Regions from separate parts of the Mus musculus genome. Here all the other regions are linked to region 4. A link is a loop called in an ENCODE intact Hi-C map of the cell type or tissue named here. Cell type or tissue: heart. All regions are shown on one strand. Each heading gives the region's core, and the rest is flanking DNA. Links, peaks and the distances in the headings are about the cores only.

What was found. Peaks named below come from ENCODE experiments on the same cell type or tissue, not always from the same donor. Only the 100,000 strongest peaks of a DNase experiment are listed, where the experiment ranks them.
Region 1: a loop joins it to region 4, with 4 times the contacts of the local background. A loop is called at or near these places in 4 of 42 quality-filtered maps.
Region 2: it touches region 4 in a loop (1.8-fold over the local background); 8 of 42 quality-filtered maps call a loop at or near these places.
Region 3: it touches region 4 in a loop (2.3-fold over the local background); 5 of 42 quality-filtered maps call a loop at or near these places.

What each region holds. Positions count from the first base shown.
Region 1 is chr19:27,310,055-27,315,757 of GRCm38, forward strand. It overlaps Gm35438 (a long non-coding RNA gene), which reads right to left. Exons shown (of 8, transcript XR_003952921.1): 2 at 4,468-4,630. It overlaps Gm35268 (a long non-coding RNA gene), which reads left to right and starts at 2,821. Exons shown (of 4, transcript XR_386629.3): 1 at 2,821-3,026. In heart, for the core only: no CTCF peak of the experiment used is centred there; DNase peaks (open chromatin) are centred at 2,397 and 2,717.
Region 2 is chr19:27,120,968-27,126,670 of GRCm38, forward strand. All of the region lies in intron 6 of Gm35438 (a long non-coding RNA gene), which reads right to left. Among named protein-coding and RNA genes, the nearest start is that of Vldlr, 93 kb to the right of the region's middle. In heart, for the core only: a CTCF peak has its summit at 3,325 (motif pointing right); a DNase peak (open chromatin) is centred at 3,384.
Region 3 is chr19:27,034,476-27,040,178 of GRCm38, forward strand. No RefSeq gene overlaps it. Among named protein-coding and RNA genes, the nearest start is that of Gm815, 150 kb to the left of the region's middle. In heart, for the core only: no CTCF peak of the experiment used is centred there; no DNase peak of the experiment used is centred there; H3K27ac peaks cover 1,822 bases.
Region 4 is chr19:27,214,109-27,219,811 of GRCm38, forward strand. Vldlr (very low density lipoprotein receptor) reads left to right here and starts at 2,912. Exons shown (of 18, transcript NM_001161420.1): 1 at 2,912-3,588. The coding sequence starts at 3,507. The region is part of intron 3 of Gm35438 (a long non-coding RNA gene); the gene reads right to left. In heart, for the core only: a CTCF peak has its summit at 2,782; DNase peaks (open chromatin) are centred at 2,863, 3,443, 3,713, 4,913 and 1 weaker place; H3K4me3 peaks cover 3,083 bases; H3K27ac peaks cover 2,564 bases; H3K27me3 peaks cover 1,571 bases.

The DNA.
Region 1 (5,703 bases), core at 348-5,347, 96 kb after region 4:
GTGGTTCTAGAGAAATTGCTACCTCCTGAGTGTGGCTGAAACAGAAGTCCTCCCTCATCTCAAAGAGCTATATGTATGCTGGACATCAGTCATTCAAATGGGGATTTCATAGGCTCACTTCAACAGATGTAAGACAGTGAGAAAACGGGCAAGTACTGACATTACTGAACCCAACCATATCACTAAGAACAAAACTGGTCATGGTGAGGGGGAGACTGCTAGGCAAGGGAAAATGGCTGCCCTCAGTGCAGCATGTTCTGTGCACACAGAGCCCACAGGTAACTTGGAAAGCTTTCTAATGAGCTTCTAGAAGTAAACTTTGATGGTGGTGGTAGGGTACACAGATGATAATGAAAATATCAAAAGACAGACCAGAAGGGATTTGTTCGACTTCCTCTTATCATTAGTTGATACAAGTGCAATTGTTTTCTCTGGGGACCAGTTGCCTTCAAAGACATTGCCATAGGAGACAATTTTCTACCACAGAATAGAAAGTTGCCCCAAACTTTAAGTTCGAGTTCTTAGTGGGAGGTCTGAGGACAGTGTGACAGCATGAACTCCTTTGCCCACCTCACTGTTCTACCAAGCCCCATGAGCTGCATGCTCATTTTGACATCATTTCTCTGTAAGGAAGTGCTGATGACTTTGGTCTGAACTGCTTTAATTTACATCCTGGAACACACAGGGAGCACTTTGCTGACAATTAAGTCTATCACAGCCCTCAGGAGACAGCATGGAGAAGGAAGTGGGAAATTTGAGCTAGCTTCCTTCAAAGCTCTTCTATTTCCAGCCCCATGTCACCGCTGGCTGAAAATCAAACCCAGACGGAAACCGAAGGTCAACAATGGAAGTGCACAGAGAGATGTAATTCCCATCCTATCCCCCAAGCTGAGAGAGCAATGGTACCTGGCTGGTTCCTCACCGTCAAATAGGATGCATGCATAAGTCTCACTTGCTAGATTTCAGCTTCCAAACTACTTTCCCTGTCCTTATTCCTTCACTTGACCATCAGTGTAGCCCACAATATTAGGAACTGCCTCCTCTACTTAGCCTAAGAGGCACGAGGCTCAAACAACTTGCATGATGTACCCAGGTCTCACACCCAGAAAAATAAGACATTATTTAGAGGTAGGTTTTCTGATTTGAAGTCCTCTTGGTACAATTAATTGGCCAGTCTTCATAAAGATTTAATACACACTGTTGGTGGGATAAATAGAATGACGGACAGAGAAGTGATGTATTTCGAAGCAAACACAATACGAAAAGCATAAATTAACTTTAATATTTGATAGAGCCAAGGAATATCTGCATATCTAAATTAACTCATTAGAAATGGACTTCAAACCAGAAAACCCAAATGGGAATTTGCTAGTTGCTCTTTCCCACAGTTGGCATTTGTCAGGAACTGACTTCTGAGTTGTCCCCGAGGAAGTGTGACATGGAGATTATGACTCTGGAAATGGACCAAGGAGATGACTCAGCCCATAAAGTGCTTGCCCTGTACGCAGGAGGACCTGAGTTTGTAAGGTACCTGCCTTGGGATCATAACCACCTGAATTTGATCCCAGAAAAGATACTGAAAAGCACCCAGGCATTGTGGTACATGGTCAAAATCCCTGCTCCAGTACTGTGAAGAATAGCTTTGGGGGTTTTCTAGCCAGCTAGTCTAGACTTCTGTTGGACTTCTGAGCCAGCCAGCCTAGACCACTGTTGGGAGCAGAACACGGAGGTCCTTGTACTCACAGATCTCCAGAGAACCCAGAAATGTTAAGCACACAGGATTGTCTTTCCAATGAAAAAGATGGGAAAAAACTGTTCTTCCATCCAGAAATCTGAGAATTGGAAGTTATGAAGAGCCTAGTGATCCACGTTATCTGCTGGGCCAGGCCACATCAAGCTCCTCTAACCGTGACGAGAGATACCTGGTAATCTAAATGATTTTTATAGCCAGAGGCTCCCTTAAGCTCCCACAACCAGGACAAAGGGGTCCCTGAAGATTACTTGGTAAATTCTAGGTCAAGTGAGAAATACTATCTTTAAAAAAGAAGACAGACTGAACTTGAGGACGACACTCAAAAATTTTTTTCTACACAATACAAAGGCACACACATACACACGCACACATGCACAGGTGCATGCACACACATATCCCTCTGGGAGTAAATACCCTAACTTTCAATTGACCCCACTGACCACTTACTAGCGATGCATCCAAGTGGAAAGTGTTTATGGCTTGTCCATGAAAGGAATTGTGTACAACCTACACAGTCAGTTAACCATTTTAAATATCAGCTATATATTATGTAATTAAAGTTGTGCTGGAGGCTGGGGACACTATCGTGCTCAGTATACAGATGCAGTAGATCTGTAGCATGTGTCAGCCTCTGGATCTCATCACCCACACTGCAAGACTAAATAAAGAAGATTGAAGCTGGCCATGCTGCTGCACACTTGTAACTCCAGCACTTGGGATGCCGAGCCAGTTCAGCTACAAAGCAATAATACTTTCTCCAGTAAGTAAACGAGTAAATAATGTTGCTCCTATCTGAGCTTTTCCCTTTCCTAATATCCACTTCCAGATCATTTCTTGTTCAGTGTGGATGTAAGTGTGGTCCTTACTAAATCTGAGCAATAACCACAAGTCACCCCTTGCAAATCAGACACTATGTCACGCACTAGCTACAACCCAAGGACACCGTGAAACTCCGAGGGCACATGAGGATCAACCATTGCGCAAGCCAGCAGCAGACCAATGTTCTCACTGAGCAGCAAATGTACATCATGTGCCACAGCATGCAAAGTGCCGGAACGTCGATGACACTTGAGAAGGTGGCTGTGGTGACTAATTGTGACTCTTGCTCTATAGCGAACACCAAACATCTATTGGCTATAAAAGGAAGTTATTGGTGATTGCTCTTGTCAATCTGCCAGGACTTAGAATCATCTGGGAGGCACACCTGCAAGTGTGTTTCCAGAGAGGATAAAGTGAAGATGGGATCTCAAAGTGGGATTTCATCTTCTAGGAGGTGAGCCAATATAAGAATGTCTCAGCAGTCTGCATATGCCTGCCTTGCTCTTTATGAGTATATCTGTCTATCATTGCATCAGCTGCTTATCTGTCTGTCACTGCACTTGGCACACTCCACCCACATCAGCTGCAGACTCCCTGTGCCTTCCAACGTGGGCTCAGCACGAATGACTCTCCAGGGATCTTCCAGGCTTACAGAGAGGCAGGGTGGCACTGCAGAGGATTCCAGCTTTGTGGATGGAGCAGCTACCATGTTCCCCAACCCTCCAGCATGTTGACAACCATTGTTGCGCTTGTGAAAACAAATCTCAGAATACTATATACTATATATACCTCCTATCATTCTGTGCCTCTGGAGGACCCTGTCTGATACAACATGATACAATATAACCGGAATGCCTGTGTTCACATTATAGCTAAGTCACTTGTGGAGAGACTCCAGGTGACTTGTTTAATCTCCCCATGCCACAGTTGTTCTCCTGGAACCTGAGGGTAGCTTTAGAACCTCGCTCGGACAGTCTCTAAGTAAGCTAATGTAAATGAGTCTTTGAAGAGTACCTGAAACTTAATAAGCACTGTGCAGCTGCTTGCTTTTACTATTAGGAAAATAAGAGATAAGTTTAGGCTAAACTATTGGTGAAATGTAGAATATAAGTATTTTTAGGATGATGATGATGGTGGTGGTGGTGGTGATGATGATGGTGGTGTTTTGTTTTACTTTTAACATATGTAATATTTGCGGGGTTTTATATTGGCATAGCTTTTTACTGAGTAATTTGGCAATATGCTGAGAACTTTTAAAACACTTTCACATTTATCTGTCCTACTCAAAGAATATAAATGACAGATACACAAGCATAAGGAGGCGATGAAGAGTAGGAAAAAACTTTCTTGTTCAAAGACCCAATAAATAAATCTTTAAAGGAAAAAAAAATCAGAACCCCCTGAAGGCAACAAACATTGTTTTTATTATTTTACAGATTTCTTACTCATGTTCCTTCTTAATTTTCTCTTCGCTGCTGTCTTAGAGCTATAAGCAAAGTCAAAAGGAAAGGAAAGGGTCTGCACATTCATTAGGAAATATCAAACTCTTGACTTGATGATGATTTTATTTTATTTTTGAGAACCCTAGATATTCTATTTTAAAAAAACTAAAAAGAAAATTTTTTTCAATTTGATAAGATGACTTAATCCAGGATAAATTAATAGAACACTGATAAGTCTTCCCTCTTCGAGCAATAAGCACCTAGTTATGAAATATGGATAGTATTTATAATAGCAAACAATGGTAAAGAAATGCAGCAAAGCAGGCTTAGTACCATTACAAATAAATCTATGCAATCTGTATGACCTGGCCAAGAACCATAAACCAGACCTGCTCAAATGGAAAAAAAAAAAAAAACAAACCTATTCTAAGCGGTGTCTGTCACTATACTTACATCTGACGAGGGCAAAGAACAGGAGTGGGCTTGGTATCGTTGGATAACAATGCAGAAGATGGATGACCTGATACTTCACTCAGTCATCCAGCGAGGCTCCACGCTACTCCTCAGTCACAATCTAGATCTGGCCTGCGTTCTCGTACAGCTTGACAGTAATAACCTAAGCCAAGATGGTATGAAAACGTAATGCATGAGGGTTGGTGTAAGTTAGGTTGATCTTCAGTGTCATCTCCACCCACACCATCACGTGACATGTAGAAATGGGCCTGAGAAGGTATAATTTGCTCAACAAGTTCACACAGCGGTCAGTGAGAACCAACTGCAATCAGGGTTCAGTTCTCCCGACTTCCTCCACATGCGTTTCTGCCTTTCGGATAATAGCCAGAGGCTTTTCACTATGTTTTGACAGAGGGTTTTTGTGTATATTGTGTGTGTGTGTGTGTGTGTGTGTGTGTGTGTGTGTGTGTGTCTGAGAGAGAGAGAGAGAGAGAGAGAGAGAGAGAGAGAGAGTTGTACGTGTGTGTTAAATACTTATATGTGTAAGTTTTTTGCCTGCATGCACGCATGTACATAGTGGGTATGCCTGATGCTTTCAGAAGTCAGAAGAGGGTGTTGGATCATCAGGAGCTGGAGTCACAGATGGTTTCAAGACACCACATGCAGAGAAGAAACTACACCCAAGTCTTCTGCAAGAGCAACAAATGCTATGCCTTCTCTCCAGCCTATTTTAAGATGTTTTTACAGTACAAATTTTACACATGCAAAAAAATAATAATCCTGAGCATTGTCATGGTGCTGGTATTTTATTAATTAATATTTTGCAATAATCATGGAACATATAAATAAGAGACTGTCAGGCTACTTATTAAGAACATGTAAATAGCATGATGGTACAATGCCTTTAATCCTAACAGTGGGGAGACAGAGGCAAGTACATCTCTGTGAGTTCAAGGCCATCTTGATCTATATAGTGAGTTCCATGATAGCCAAGGGCTACATAGAGAAAACCTGTCTCAGAAAAGAACAAAAACAAAAAATGAACGTTTAAAACAAAAAATGAACTTGTAAACATAGGTGTAGATCTATACGTGGAAAATAATAAAATGCTAATTGCCATTGAGATATAGCGGCAGCTATAAAATTTTCCACTTACCATCAACCAGTCTGTTTAAATTGCGTATGTATGATAAATATATGGAATTATATATTTAGATGTATTTATGCACTCATTTG
Region 2 (5,703 bases), core at 206-5,205, 93 kb before region 4:
GCCAGGGGGTCAGGTCTGGCCATGGAAACCACTACAGAACCCAATTAAAAGTTGGCTTTCCCAGCTTCTCTCTTGACAGGTACTCGGTACACAACTCCCTGTCATTTCCCAGAGGAGAGGTGATGAGCTACAGCCCAGCAGAGAGGCGCAGCTCTGTGAGGAGCTGTTATGGCTGCCACCGCAGCAGGTGCAGAGGAAGTCTGGGGAATTAAAGACACTCTAACAGAAAACAACCCTCTGCCACTGTCACTCGAGCTGGCAGGGAATGGAAGAGGGGTGACCTAAATTCTAAGAATTTAATACATTCTTTTAAAAAATGCCAATTACAACATAATGCATATTTGATTGTGTGTGTGTGTGTAACATCCTGACCAAAAGCAACACAAGGGAGGAAAGGTTTATTAAGCTTACAATTTACATGTCATAGTCTACCACTGAGGGAAGTAGAGGCAGGAACTTTTATTTTTTGAAACAGGATTTATCTGTATAACCCAGACTGTCATGGAACTTGCTCTATAGATCAGGCTGGCCTCAAACTCAAAGACCCACCTGTCTCTGACTCCTGATTGCTGGGATCAAAGGTATGCATCACCTAGTTAAGAGTTGTTTTATTTTATATGTATGAGTGTTTTGCCTACATGTCCACCATGTGGGTGTCCAGAGCCTGAGGAGGCTAGAAGACTGTTGTAGTCTCTGGAAGTTTAGTTACAGATAGTTGCAAGGTGCCATATGGATGCCGAAATCAAACCTGTGTCCTCTGGAAGACCAAACAGTGCTGTTAACCATGGAGCCATTTCTCCAGCCCAGTGACAGGAACTTAAGCAGCTAGTTATAGCACAGTCATCATCCCACGCAGAGAGAACTAATGCATGCATGCTGCTTGCTTGCTTGCTTTCTCTCATCTAGCTCTCTCTGCTCCACTCAGGGGTACCCTGCCTAGGAAATGATGTCATCACCCACAGTGAGTTGCATTGTTCTATGTCAACTAACAATCTTTCTTTATCAATTAATCTTTCCATATCAATTAACAATTAAGAAAAATCCCCTACAGATATCCCTGCAAGCCAATCTGCTCCACATATTTCCTCAAGTGTGACCCTCTTCCTGAGTGATTTTTAGCTTGTTGAGTTGACAGTGCAAACTAGCCAGCACAGGAGGCTTGATCCAGTGGGAGTAATTAGCATTCACTGTCCTCCGACCATTTCCATGTCTGTATGTTGAATTCTTACTATGCCTCTCTTCTAGATCCTTCTCCTCACAGGTAAACTGGGAATGGAGGAGTGTTTTGAAAAATCCCATAGCCCTATGTCAGCCTGCCAGCAAACAGAGCTATATAGGCATTCTTTCTCATCGTAGCACAGGTTGGCCCATGTCCATTTCATGGTGGTTGTATATGATTCAGTGAATGGGAGAGGTGCACGCCTAGGTCTTGAGACCTAGGTTCAACTCTGGCACACTGGTCTACTGACCACGACATAACACAAGGCCAGTCGAGAGAGAGGTAAGGAATTGGGCTGTGTGCACTGCAGGGAAGAATCTCAAAGTCACACTGCATGAGGCCTGGCTGCAGGGAGGGAATAATTACAGCGGCTTTGGCACATCTACCACTTCCTTTCTCAGACTCTTGGAAATTGAATTAATAAGCAGGAGTTGCTTGGTGAATACAAAATCAAGTATAATTGGATATGCTCAAGGTTTATTTATACCAGGCTTCAAAATAGCTTGATGAACTGTATCGGCCCCAAATTCTGTATCCAGTAAAACAGAATGTCACAGGTTTTTCTCTCTGTATCTGTCTCTCTGCTTCTATCTCTATTGGTCTCTGTCATTTGTCTTTCTGTCTGTCTCTGTCTCTTCCTCCAAGTGTACATCTGAAGAGCATTTCTCAGAGTGAACCCCTTTTGCACATGTCTGCCACTAAACATTGAGTCCTGTCCCTGGACAGCAGCAGCAAATTGGATTTCTATGCACTCTACAACGCTTACTAGGTTTGGCTTACAGTCGATACAAATTTAATGGCAGTTGAAACTATTTCAGAAAGAGATGGGGGGAGTCTCTCACCTGCTCCTCAGGGGCCTATAGACCACGTCTCTCTCAGAATCTGAGTGAAGAACCCCTTTTTCCCCTGTTCTTATTAGCCAGAGCTGTAATGACCAGGAGTCTCCCGCCCTTGTGATTTATGACCTAATGGCAGAGCACATGTTTCTGAAGGCTACTGGGGTATGGATACCAAGGAATATGTCCTGGGGTTTCAACCAAGCTGAAACCTGGTTGTTCTGTGGAAATCAAGGAGCCCTCAATTGCGTTAGAGTAAATTAACATTCTGCTTCTCAACACAGCCTGGAATGGATCTTCCTGGGGAAATGAGTTCTCTGGGTCAGTAGTCCATCACATGCTGCCCTCTTTAAGGAGCTCGGAGAACAAACTTCTCTGGCTTCAGAATGGGAACCGTGCCCTGCTTTTTAGGATTCTCAAGTTTGTGGGTGGTTCCTCCTTTCGACAACACAGATCCTGTATGTGAGGGCATCTCCTTTCTGTGTGTCGCCTGCTTGGCCAGTTCTGTGCCAAATCTGAAACCCATCCCTGGCATGTCTCCAGGCCCATCTGCTGTGGGGTTTTTAGATGTTAGCTTCACACTGCTTTTGCCTTAGATGCTGTAGTTCCATATACATGCGCGGCTGCTTCTTTGTCTAAACATTTTAACATTCATTTTGTCCGATTTCAAGTAGTGATTTAAGCAGCCTCCATCCAGCGCTCTGTGAAACTTCAAAGAGGTGGGAGGGGATAAATAAATAAAAACCTCGTTACCATGAAAGCTCACATTTGAATAGTTCTTTTTTTTTTTGAGTACTTTTTAAAAATTCCCTCAGTTCCATGTATTTTGCTATCAACATACTCTTACTTTTTAAATCCAGGTCCTGAGGCAGAACTATCACATCTCTCTGTGTTCATTAGCTTTTTTTTTTTTTTTTTGGTCCAGCCGAGACCCCTCCCACTCTGCCTCGTGCATCCTGCTTATTCCCTTTCCTGCCTTATGGTAACAGTTCTGACCACACCCTTTGGCTGCTTTACAGTTCTGTAGAATGTATAGTTTTTGCTGTGGACTTAACTCCATGCAAATGTAACTTTTATAAACCCAATCTGTTTCTCTTCCCATCCAGCCTTGCTTTTAAGATGCAAGTGTTTTTGCTACAAGCACATTTTGTCTGTTGCTTCTCTGTGCTAAATAGCAAGAGCCTAACACACTTTGCCTTTCTATTTTCCATCGCGGCAAATCTGCTGTGGTTTCCGTGTGAAAGTGTGCCCCAGAGCTCACGTGCTCGAGCGCTTGCTCCCCAGATGGTGGCGCTGTTTGGAAGGTTGTGGAAACTGCAGGAGGTGGAACCTCACTGGAGGCTGTGGGTCACAGGAGGTGAGTCTAGCTCCACTTCCTGTCTGTTCTCTGCTTCCTGCCGACCAACAACCTCCTATCCCAACTGTGACGCCTTCCCTGTCAGGATGGTCTGCATCTTAAACCATAGGCCAAAATAAACCCCTCCTCCCTGAAGTCTCTTCTTGGCTGGGGTTTAGTCACAGCAGTGAGAACAGCAAATGGTAGAGAAAATTGGGATGAAGTGTTCTGCTATGATAAGCCTGATGGTGTGACTTGTAGGCCTTGAGGATGGGTTTTCAGAAGGAATGTGGAAGAATGTGGAACTGTGGACTACAGACGCCTTAGACTGCTGTAAGCTTAATGGGCCACACTAGTGGGAGTCAGAAGACAACAGTGCTGAGAGACACGCAGACAGGGAAGGCTCAGCAGGAAAAGTGCCTGTCATGAGAGCCCGCTGTAAGAGTTTGACGTCAGAACGCATGTAAATGTGGAAGGAAAAAACCCAAATGGATTAAATTGTGCTTTGACTACCCCCCACCACACACACACATTTTTTGAGGAGGAGGAGGAGGGGGAAGAGGAGGGGGAGGGGGAGGAGGAGCAGCTTGGCTTCATTCTACCGACTTTGAGGCAGAATTCCAAAGTAATGTACTAATTCGTTGGCAGAGTAAATCACAAGACAGGATAGGGTTTAGGCCATGTCATGATACTGTTCACTGCTCTTAACCAGGTTCTGCTATGGGAGAGAGTGACAAATGCAGCAGAAAAATATGACAAATGCCGACTTGTTGAGAAGAGCAGTAAGTGACTGTGAAGTTTCAGATAATGAGGGAGAAAAAGCAACCAAAAAGATGAGGCAACAGGACACGTGCCCCAGTGGTAAGGCCCTGCCCACTAATGGTTCCAATTGGTGGACATGCAACTTCATTTGAAAAGAGGTAGCCTGAGCTAAAAATGCTGTCCAAAGAATTCCCTGATCAAATAAAACTTCCCGCTGAAAATATTTTCCCATAGTCATCCACCTAGACATACTGACATCACTGTAGCTTTGATCCAAAGGGGCCAGACTCCATCTGAAGCTTGTTGTAGAAGTTTGCTGCAGCAGCCAAGGTGAATACTGGTTTTATAGGCATATGAGATGCAACAGTGAGGGACCAATGGAGTCTTGAGACAAGGCTTCAAAAGATCACTGAGGCCAGGCCCTGAAAAGATGTTTTTGTGACGTTCTGAAGATGAAGTCTAAGGTACAGTGGAGATTCTACAGTGGTGCTGATTTCAGGACAGTAGACCATCTTCCAACGTGAACAGCAGGTGGGAATGGAGCTGGCCCAAGAGATAAGCTTTGTGTGCTGTGGGTAGAAGAGCTGGGGGAGCAGGGCAAACCAAGACCTTTGGAGCCCAGATGAGAGTCATGAGTCCCAGATGCTGGATAAGTAGCTGCAGAGTCTTGTGGTCTGGAGGGTTGAGTTGAAGTCTTGCTTTGTTCTAATTTTTCTTTCGTATGTTTCCATTGCCTCTTTTTGGAATGGAAATCTTTACTCTGTGCCATTGTATATTAGAAGTGTGTAACTTCTAATGATTTAAAAAAATTTTTTACAGGAGTCCCTGTAAAATGCAATCACAAGATTGCACTGAGTGTCAGAAAAGACTTTGGACCTTTATAGTTTTGATGGGGGGGGGGGGACAGGGAGGATAGAGAGAGAGACTGAGTGAACATATATGCACTCATATATAGAAGGAGTGGGTCCCTGCTTACCTCACTACCACTTCTTGTCTGCCCTTCACCTCCTAACTGTGGATCCAGTGTAACTGGTCACTTCACATGCCTGCCATCATGCCTGTCATACCATGATAAGCTGCATCTTTAGTTTTCAGCCAGAATGACCCCTTCTTCCCTTAAGTTGCTTCTTGTTGACTATTGGTTGCAGCCACAAGAAGATGAGAATAGTGGCAAACACAAGTAGCCTCAGACAGAAGGCGTACATTCTTGAAATGAAAGAGTGATGTCAGTAATTACACCAAGACCAGAAGTTTATTATAACTACCCCAAGCAAGCTGGGACACTTCTTTATCTGATTCATATGGGTTTTTATAATTCCTTTTTGGAAACAGATGCCTAGCAGTGGACTTGGCCTGCTGTATCAGAGAGAAAACAAAGATCTAGTTTTCTACTGCCTCTAGCATGTCCATACCAGTTTCTACCCTATCAGCAGTTCACGAGGGTTTCCATGATCCTAGGTCTGTGCCAGCTTCTTGATTTTGCTTACATAACACATGTAAAATGATATGGCATAATTAACTTACTCTATCCTTCTGTTGACAATCACTTT
Region 3 (5,703 bases), core at 196-5,195, 180 kb before region 4:
TCTTTACTGTTGCAGCCTTGGACCATTGGCTTGTCTGATCACATAGTGCTGTAGCTCCAAGAACCATGCCTTCAAGCAAGGGCATCTACATGTGGTTTTTGGTAACAGGAAGCAAATGTCTTGAAGGAGAATCTACTCCCTAACTGCTCCTGTGGTCTTATTGGTCAGAACTGAGGTCACCTGCCTCTTCTCAAGTCATTCTCAAAAAAGGAGAGATAGGATTGCCATCTGTGGCATAAACTGATTTTGTTCCATCTTTTCAGGCCAGAGGAAGGGCTCCCTCCTTCTTGAGTGTGTTGTTTTATAACCTAGAGGAAAGTGTAGTGAGGGCAGATATCAATCAACAGTTTTGCCATGGACCCAAGCTGAGGGTTTTGTCTCTATACCATATTTTCTCTGCCATGTCTCAGGCTCTGTGTTTGTTTCTTCCCCAGAGTATGAAAACCTCATCCTTCCCCATGCTGCCCTGACTTTGACAACCTCAAAGCCTAGAGGGAAACATGATTTCACACTAACTCTGGCCAGTCCTTGGTGTAAGAGCATAAACTTCCCTGATTCCAAACAGTTCCATTCTAATATGTGGAGATAAGTAAAAGTTCAGAATGCTATTGGGGAGGTGAAAGCCGGGTCCATAAATGATTCTGATAATCTTTCAGAGAAGGCTCATAACAGGATTTGGAACTCAGACGGCCTCCTCTGAATGGGAAAGAGGCCAACTCGGCTACAGGTTGAACATTGTTTAGGTGGAAGAACAAGAACAGCATTGGATTATACCTTCAGTGTGCACAGGAGAAAAAAGTAAAGGTCAGGTCTGCAACAGAAAGTCACCAGGATGCTTGGAGGACTCGGAGGAACATGTGACTTTGGCCAAAATACACATAGGCACAGATGTGGCAGTATTCAGTCAATCAGTACATGGATATCTATGTACAATACTATTATATGTAAAATTACTGCATGTAATCTTATATGCCAAGTTTGAGTGATATGACATGGCATGATATATGGGTCATCTATATCATAGCAATACAATATGTTGATGATAACTTAAAATGCATCACACACTGACTTTGATAAGCAGATTCAAGGTACCTTCCTTACATAATTACTCAGAATCAGATGCACAGGCAAACCTACTATATTCCAGAGGCTAAGTACCCTGTGCAGTCTCTCTGATAAATGGTGGACCCAGGAATCAGAACTTAAGGCTTGTGTGCTCTTCAGCCCTCTCTGTCTCACCCTTCTTCTCTTGCTTCCATTGGAACCCTGTGCAGGCGATGCACTAATGAGCTTGGATATGGCAGCAAGTCCAGCTAGTGGGCACAGATGCACAGACCAGACACCAGAGAGAGTGGAAGGACATTTATCAGAAACAAAAATCTGGCTAGAGAAATGAAAACAATAACGCCTTTAATTATTTTAAATGTTCAGAGAATTAAATAATTTATGGTCTTTGTTTTATAAGAGTTCCTGAAATGAATAGAAAAGATGGACTGTTGTGGTATTTCTTCTTTCTCTGTCCTGTAATTCATGCAAATATATGCAGGTGTTATCAAGGTTTCTCAGCAGACATTCTATAGTCTAGAAAGGATGTTCATTAACTTGCTAAGCCAGATACTCCCTGTTCTTTCTCTCAATTCATTTGCCTAATTTGTTTGTGCAGGCTCTTCCAGGCACTGGGTACCAAAGAGGACAATAGAGACTTGAGAAGAAACACTGAATCCTGCCTTCCATTTCTACTTGCAGCTGTAAATCCAGCTGCCAAAGACTCTTTGCCCTGGACAGATTCCCCTAGACCTTCAGCAAGGTACTGCCATATTGGAGGGAGCTTACAGAGCCATGAGAATAGAGGCCCGGAAAACAAATGGTGGGGAACAGAGAATGTTAAATAAGTCCCATGTCTTTCTGATTGAAGCAAATTCTAGATCTAAAGCCCTAGGAAGGTTTTGAGACACCAAATCCTACAGGATTCAAAAATATCAAAACATTCAAGAACTGCATCAACCAAGATTACTCTAGTAGGTTAAAAAGACATCCAGGTGAATGGAAATCATACTAATACCTTAATGACTAAGATGTTCAGAGATCAAAATCATTTACTGCAGCAGTGTTCTACAGAGTTCTGAGCTGGAGGATAAAGAGGAGTGTGTGAAACACGGTCTTCTGGACATATCATAGCCATGACACTCATGAAGGCACAGCAACTATGATTACCCATACAAGACCAACCCTGTCAAAGTCCTAGCATGGAGGGGGTGTGGCTTTGGAGGACCCACCCCAGCTGAGGAGCTATTGGCAGTCTGTGGGTGCTAGCAGACAGTCATTTCTCTTTAGTGGCTATTGGTAGGTTGCCCATGCTCCAGAGGATGGCTCTATACTTAAGGTGAGCATGGAGCAGAACCCATGGGACTCAGTAGTTATATGAAAAAGTAACAGAGGGCATCACATTGGGAGGGGCCTTGGGGGAGTCATTGTGGGGAAAGATTAGGGAATAGATAGGATAAACATATATTAGATACATGTATAAAATAAAAGGTAGAGAAGAGACTGAGGATATAGCTCAGTGGTAAAGGGTTTTCCTAGCTTGTATGAGGCCCTAGATTCAATCCCTAAGACTCAAGTAAAAATTACCTATAAAAGAGATTCTCATTTCACTTATAGAGGGGCACTGGGTTGTTAGAAGTGTAGATGCCTGCAATTCCACTCTTGGAACCCCATGAAGAAATATGTAACTCCTGCAGCTGGTTGATGACTTCATAGCCACTCTTTTGTTTCTGGCTTTTGGCTTGACTGATGACCAGAATACCTCCCCTGAACTTTCCTCTGTGCATTGAACAGGCAACGATGAGAAACACTCTTGAAACAATGCTAGAATTCTCCACCTTTCCCCCCCTTTCTTCTCTTGAAGTTCTTATTACACAAGCCCCCACGAACCAACATGCTCCTAGAATCATCCCATCCTTAGAAAGGCCTGAGCACTACCAATGCTTCCATAGAAAACATCTCTCCATGAAGACGGGAGACAGGCAAAACAGCTTTCCATGTCTGAAGCATCTGGCATCTGGAGGGTATATCCAATTATGATCATGTCTCCGATGGAAGAGACGGCATTATGGAGCCCAGGAGACACCAAGCAACCACTTCCACAAAAGCCTGAGCAAAGAGTAGTATTTATTTCCATGCCCAATTGTCCACTTCTACAAAGAAAAATCATTGAGGCATGTCCTCAGTTCTTACCAAGCTTGGGAAATTTACAGTGAGTTTTGGAGCTTCCTAATGTGCACATAGGTGTTAGGTTCATTTTTCATGATAAACACCCATTGACCAGAACCCCCCTGGAATCTGCGAGCCTTGGGAGTGTGAGGGGTTGGTGGCATTTGCAGACCAGTCCTACAAAAGGCACACTGTCCAAAGGTACATTTGCCTCTGTGGGAGCTGATCTGCGGGGAGAGAGCCTCAAGTGAACATGCTGGAACATGAGCAGTATGCCCCTGGGTTAAAAATCCCAGCAAACTATGAATGAATGGACAGAGAGGAACAGGCTGTCCCAGGATGCATCTTTAGCTTCCAAAGTCCTATTTGATCTTAAACAGCTGGAAACTCTGTGGGGCATGGAAACAGTAACACCCAGAGGGTGTTGTGTGGAGGGAACTGGTGTTGGAGTTAGAGGGCCTACTTAGAGTTTCAGCTCTGCCTAGCCTGGCTACGTGACCAGAAGCAGGTCACCAAACCCTGCCCAGTGTGGGTTTTCTTGTCTGTCCAGTGAAAAGCACTGCTTTCTCCCATAACCTCACAGGGCTCGTCATTCTTGACTGCTTTTCCTGCACACAGTGTACAAAGCCCCTGGTGATGCCTTAGTCAGCCTCCAACAGCAAGATTAAAGCAGGGAAATGATCAAATTAATATTACTTTTGTGGAGAATATAACACTAATCGCCATTGCTACCAGCTGCTGGGCTCTTACTGTGCAGCCGGCATTCTGCTAGGACTTAGAGAGCATTATTTATTGCTCAAGGTCACATGACTGGCCAATCCTATTGATAGAACTCAAACCAGACACTTAGGACGCCACAGCCAGAGTCTTAACCCTGTGTGTACTTTATTCCTTGTGACCAAATAAAGCTCTTCAAGCCCTCACTTGCAGAGAGCAAATGAGAATGTTCCAGCTTGTCTCTTAGGCTATTAATAACCAACCAAGCAACCAACCAAGCACTCAAAGAATACCCAAACACAGAGATATTATTTTTGTTGTTACTGTTATTTTGTTTGAGCAGGGTCTTACACTTAGACTAACTGATAACCCAGCAGTCTCTTGGCATTCATTCCTAAGTGCTGGAATCACAGATATGCATCTAGAAAATTTAATTTTAAACCTTCATTATGGAGTTTAATTCAATGATAAATGTGCAGGAAAAATGTGTTCGTGTTTTTACCAGTAGTTACGAACATTGCTTCTTGTTTTATAGTGGGCTTTTTCTTTGTTAGATTAAATGGGTTTCCACTCTCAACACACACACACACACACACACACACACACACACGAGAGAGAGAGAGAGAGAGAGAGAGAGAGAGAGAGAGAGAGAGAGAGAGAGAAAACAATAACAAAATATCCACTCCATGACTAATGTCCAGGAAACAACCCTCAGAGTCAATATCTACTGCAAGAGGCATGAACAGAGTATTGAGAACAGACAGAAAAGAAGTTAGTATAGCCTGGGATTATCAGAGAAACCTTCCCAGAGGAAGTGGTGGTGGTGGAATGGAGGTTAAACTGTTGAAAAGGAAGGGAATAGAGAGAAGGAAGGAAGAAAGAGAAGGGCAGACATATCTGGAAGTGAGTCTCATTTGCCATGGCTCAGAGGCAGGATACACTTACAGAGTTGAGAGAGGTTCACAGCCACGGTGGAAATTAAAATCTGGGAGTATAGAATCTAGAGATGAAGCCAAGGTAGTGGCATGTAGGCCTATGTGTCATGTGATGAGAGGGTTAAACTTTATGATTCCCATTCGGCGAGTAACTGAAGAGGCTCAAGGTCCTGACCGGGGAGTGGGTTCTAATCCTATTTCCATGTTACAAAGCGTAGAATCAGTTAGTAAACATTTGCAGCAATCCCACCAACAGAGGTGGGCAAGCCTTCCTCTGTTCCCATGGTGGGAATGGAGAGAAGCATGAAGTCTATAAACCACCACAGGGTGAGCCCATGTGATTTCCGGAGGGAAGGGATGGGATGTAGTGAGGGTGCTGTTGGACTGCCCTGTCCTTCTTATGTGTCAAGGCATCTGTGTCCCCTGGTTTTTAAATACATCAAGCCATCTGATGTTCCTCATCCCAGAGCTCCTGTACTTCAGACTGCCTTTGCTCAACAGCAGCAAAATGGCCATGATCTTACGTTATGGTAGACTATTCTTTCTCTGTTTGGACATTAAGGAATGCCATCCTCCTTTCAGAGCTACAGCACATGAATGGGCGTGTTTATAACCACACCCAAGGTCAGCAGCTATCAACACGTAGGGAAAGAAGCTAAAAGAGGAAAGTGGGAAAAACTGTTTTAACACCCAGCACCGTGGTGTGACAGCTGGTTGCCCAATACAGTCTCAGGGTCTACCCACATGTGGTGTGCAGGCCATCTCTGCACAATCACATATGGTCACATGTCGTGTTCTTGCTAAGGGATGTACTGATAGTTTGGAGCAGGAAGAACCC
Region 4 (5,703 bases), core at 223-5,222:
CAGTGAAACCCTAACTAAGGCAGGGCTCTTGTGTCTTGGTTTCCTCAACAATGTAAGCCCTTCCTTCAGTCGTCCCAGTGTAGCAGTTAAGCTAATACCAGGTTGTGTACAAACTCTCGGTAGATTAGGTCAACATGGGTTGTGTCCTTCTTCTGTGTCACTGGCTGGCAAGTCTTTCCCTAACAGGACAAAAGGTAAATACTTTAGGCTTTATGAGTGACATAGTCTCTGATACATGAGTATATATATGTATCCAAACCTTTAAACTGTATTTAAAAGCTTTTTTATTCATAGACATTTTCAGAGATGTGTGTGTATTGCTACTCATGAGGTCGATCAGAAACCTTCGTTAATAGCACAGCCACCTTTTGAATGCCTCCTGTTGCCAGGGAGACAAAAAGAGCCTCACACAAACAATGAAATGTCAGGGTCTGGGAGTGATGCCCATGCAACTTCTGTCCCTTAATTAGTAAAAGTTAATACCTTAACCCAGACAATGATAAAGAGGCTGAGGCAGGCTGTGACTTACTGAGTGAAAAATGCTGACTAGATCAGCTCAAGTCAAGCACCCGGGGAAGCCTTTTCTTACATCCTTATCCTGCGACCAAGTCAGCTGGGTTTCCCCTGTAATCCTTATTCATTCATTCATTCATTCATTCATTCATTCATCATTGTGATGGTTCAGATGGAATGGACAACCTTTGCATGCTAGGCAAGCAATCCACCACTGAGTAACAGCCTCAGCCACAGCTACAGTCGCATCTCTGTATTCTACAGCATCTGAAACAACTTTGGAACACAGTGCCGCATGTAAAACAGTGCTGTAATTTTCAACATGTCTCTCTTACCTTGACCAGCTCCCATGGCCTCCTCAGCTAAGTATTGACCCATGGCGGTTGCCTTACATAGCATAGAACCCAGCACTGCTCAGTGTGTGTGCTGTTTGGACACACTAGTTCACTCGGTGGATTGTGGAAGTAAATAGCACTACTCACATAGTTACCTGAAGGCCTCTGTTCGTTTGCCCACGTTATCTACTCGAGATTAATTTATTCTCTTAGTTATCAGTTACTCTCTATGTTAATTATATGCATTCGTCCTTTGGAACTTCTTTCAGCCTCTAATAGGTTGGTCTGAAAGAGACCTGCTTCTTGAGGCCACAGATGATTTTGAGTATCATGTGGGTTGTTTCTGATTTCAGTTTACAGGTCAGATGGCAGGCACAGAAAAGGGAGTGGTTTGTTTTTATCCTTTGAAGTTACACAGAGGCAGAGGCAGTCGAATGATAGACCAAAAAAGCCACCAGGTTGAGTGTAGAGCCATAACTTGGCTTACCAACAGTTTATTTATGCTAGAAAGCATAATACATGTTTGTCAAAGTTAAGTCTTATGTGCCGTATCAATGTTTCCCTTGTCGTGTACCTTTCTCTCTCAAGTAAAACATTGAAAACAAGCTTGTGACGTCTCAGTTAACTATGGAGCCTGTTCATATTGACTATTTATTGACTTCACCTATGTCCCCCACCCATTTCATCAGGTGTAAAGTGACTATGAGCTTTTCAAGCCCCAGGGATACGAAAGTTAGACCATCCCCCTCAAACTTGGTCTGTGGACTGGTACTGGCTGTGATCACGTGTTCACCATGCAGTTTCCGCCCATCTCCTACCCTCTGATTATACACAACAGCATCCACAGTGAGCAGCTTTGAAAGACCCCATCTGCATGTGAGATTATCCATCACAATGAGGCTAAATTACACCGATCAAAATGTACCCTGGCTGAGAATTACCCCCAGGGTCTCCTGGGTACATGAGAACATCTCTCCTAGTAGACTGTCCCCAGAGAACTGCTCAAGAGAACCAAGGTGACATTACAATGCCAGAAGGAAGCTAGGACATGGAATCTGAAATCTGTCAACTTTGATTCATTCGAGGTACAGCAACTTATAAAACAGAAGCACATACACACATATTAACAGGTGAAATAATTTGGAAAAATCTGTGGTATACCACAGAAAGCATCTCAACCAAGGCGATGTGTTCAAGAAAACTGAAGTACACTAAGAACAAACCATAAACTTAGGTCCTGTCTGGCACCCACCTCCCTCCAATCTATCCTCTCTGGGAGGGTTGACTTCTTTCCCTCCACAATGCTTATAATTGAACGTTACAAACTATACCAAGAATAAATCTACCGGGGTCCCCTTCCTCCAACCAGAAAAAGGTTAAGCTTTTAATTACAGGCCCTCAAACTATCATTTTGTGCAATTAGCAATTAACTCTAATCGTTGATGAGAGAATGCAGAGCTGCGCTGGCAATTTCCCTCCTCCCCATCCCAGACTCGGTTATTTTAGTCTTGTTCTATTACAGAGGACAAGCCACAACCGCGGGAGCGCTCTTGTTCTTTCTCTCTTTCTCTTTCACACACTCTTACTTAAAGCCACATTTAATTTTTAACAAAATGGCATCTCAGCTTGCCATTGAGATGGGACTCCGAACCCCACAGCAGAACAGCGGAGCTTTCGCACCCCTCCTCTTCATCACTTTCAGGTTGGAAAGAAGAGTCCCCCGGAAGATGCTACCTACCGACCTCACTACATCAGCCCTTCCTAGGGGCTCAGGAGAGGGAGGAAAAGGGTTCCTTGCTGCCCCCCAGACCCCTCAACTGCCAGCCCCATCAAGCCTGGAGGCGGTGGCAAGAGCAGCAATAGTTGCATCAGCGCTCCTAGCCAAGGCGCCAGGAGGGTACAGTAGCAACTGTAGGGAGCTAGGGAGCGCACAGCTGCTGCGGCCGCAGGTTCCCTGGATCAGGAAATTAGGACAGGCACCCGGGATTGGAGGTGAGGACGGTGCGCGAGCCAACCAGCGGCCGCCCCGGGTCCCCCGTGAGCCCCGGGCCAACGCGCGGAGCAGTCGAGCCCCTGGAGCCATCCGGATGGCGGCGGCGACAGCCCCAGCCCCAGCCACTCACGCACGCACGCTGCCACTTGCCCCCGCACCCTCCTCACTGCGCGCGGGAGAGCGGTGCGTGCCTGAGCTGCTGGGCTGAGCTCCCCCGCTGGGGTCCCCGCGCCGCTCGGCCGCGCTCCTGCGGCCGCCCGGGTGGTTGCCCCCAAACCGCTCACTTGAGCTGTCCTCGGTGGCGAACGGGCTCCCCGCCCCCTCCTCCCGCGCCGTTCCCTCCCCTCTCCCTCCCCTTCTCTGCAACGCCTGCATTATTTTCCGCCCGCAGGGTCCGCGCGCACACCGCGGCCGCGGCGGGGGAGGTGACCGGGTGGGTGGTTGGGTGGGTGGCTGGCGGGGAGTAGAGTGTGCAAGTTGCAGGGAAAGGGTGCCCGCTCCTTGCGTGCTCTCCGTGCTCCCGGCTCTTCACTCCTTCCCCCTCCTCCTCGTCTCCTCCCTCCCCGCCCCCACCTCCTTCTTCCTCTCCGAAGGGCTGGTAACTTGTTGTGCGGAGCGAACGGCGACAACGACGGCGCGACGGAGGCACCATCCGGGCGGGCAGCATGGGCACGTCCGCGCGCTGGGCGCTGTGGCTGCTGCTCGCGCTGTGCTGGGCGCCCCGGGACAGCGGCGCCACTGCAAGCGGTGAGTGGGGACGCGCCCCTCCGCACTCGGCCCGAAACAAGCCGAGGCGTCCGCGATCGCCGCGTTCTGGGGGACCCCGGGGCTCCTCTTGCCCATCCCCTCCTAGCAGGCGCCTCTCCACGCTCCTCTCCTGCCTCCCCTCCCCACCCGGGTGGCGCCTCTGAGCTGTCAGAGCCGAGGTTACTGGGAGCCAGGCCCGGGGGACGGTGGGGTTTAGGGTGTCCTAAAGCGTCCCTTGAACTTGTTGTCATTCTTCTGTGTCCCCCTTCTTCCCAGAACCTCTGTTTTACATGGTTTTCACCCCCCATTGACAAGGGCTAGGGGATGTGGGCTTTGGAGCCACTGAACAATGGTTCTGCCTCCTCTGCCAGGCGGGCTGTTAGGACCGTGGCAGAGCACGGGGCCTGGAAGCCCGAGTGCGCCCCTCAGACTTAAGCAGGGTTGAGAGCGCACAGTGGGTGAAGGTGGGCGTCTCCGAGGACACCGGGCGCCAGGTGCCGGCCGAGCCGGGAGTCCTCGCGCTGCCGTGAGCAAGCGCACGTTCGGTGGGCGGCAGCCTGGAGGCCGAGCCATGACAAGTACGCAGCCTGCGCCCGGGACTGAGACTCCCCAGGCGCCGGGCCGTCTCTCGGGCTCCAAGAGTGGCTTTCAACTGGACTGTCCTCCGAGTGCTTTTCTTTCTCCCATCCCCGGGGATTCCGCAGCTACTGCGGCTTTTAAAAACCTCTGGGGTCTCTGAGATAACTGAACGGGGGAGGGGAGTGGGATCAAGACTTAATCAGGTTACTTTGCCGAGCCTCATTCTGGGCAACACTTTCCCCCAGAGAAACTGAGTCCCAGTGTAGTGACTGTAATTAGCCTTTATTCTGCACAATACGGCCCGAAGGTGTGGAGCTGGAGCGTGTGACTGGAGCTTGGGGAGGGCGGGGTGACTACTGTCGAGTCCCAGGGGGTCGGCACACTGGCTTTGGAGCCCTGTGTGTTTCCAGCACCCCATCTTGGGTCACACAACTTTCCAGAGCAGGTGATAAGATGCCTTCCTAACAAGGTCCGCGTCTGATCCTTGGCGGGCCACTGAAGAGGTCTTAGAGGTCTTAAGAGGTGACACCAAAGTGCTTGCTTGCCAACCAGCTCTAGGTAATTAGGGCAGAACGCTGTCCCAGCTCTAAATAGTCCACAATCCACATCTCCTGTCGCCGGGTAGCTTAGAAGGCCCGCCTGCGTGCGGTCACGTGTGTCCTGGAGTGAGAGCGAACTTTCAAGTGTGTGGTCAAGCTGTCTGTCGAGCTATGCTGGGGTGTTTAAGTCTCCCAGCGCCCCTGGGCCTTTGGTTCCGCTGTCCGGAGCGTGAGAAGCTGGGCAGGGCTTTTCTGCCCCATGCGATTGGCTGGTAGCTGGATTGCGTTTAGCTTGGTCACGTGTCTACGCGGAGTTAATTGAGCTGCCCCAGCTGGGTTACCTTTAAGATCAGCCAGGCTCAGAGGGGCCTTTCCCTCTGGCGCTTTCTCCAGCTGCACTCTGAAAAGGGCCCAGGTATCGTGACGCTAGAATCCTTCCTGTGACAAACCTCTGTGCCCAGAGAAGCCCTGCTTAACAGAACATTTCAGACGCTGACATTAATCATTAATGGATGAGTAATGTTAACTTATTAAACCATCTCTCAGAAGAGTGACTTGACTCGGGCTATATATTTTGTAGTATTTCAAAACACGAATGCATAAAATCCATTACTGACTGTGATCCGGGGAGTTGGGAGAAAGGAGTCTCCTTAGCTGCAGAACCTTTTGGATTCTTGGAATGTTTAAAGTGCTAACTTTCCATCAGGTGCTGTTTTTTACGGAGTGGTCGGAAAGCATCCAGACTGCTTCAAGGAGCTAGTCCAACACCAGAAGTTGTTGAGCTGGGATCAGGAAAGTGGGGATAGCCTTTGTTTCTCCTTTACTGCAAGTGGGCTATGGTGGTGCTGTAAAAAGTGGAAGAGAGAACCAGGCACAAACCTAAGCAGCCAGAGTGGGAGAGGCAGTTCTTTCTGAACTACAGCAGACTTGGAGTTGGTTGACCATAAGTGAACCCACAGTAGTGTCCTAAGTTCAAAGTCCCAAAACATGCAGACTG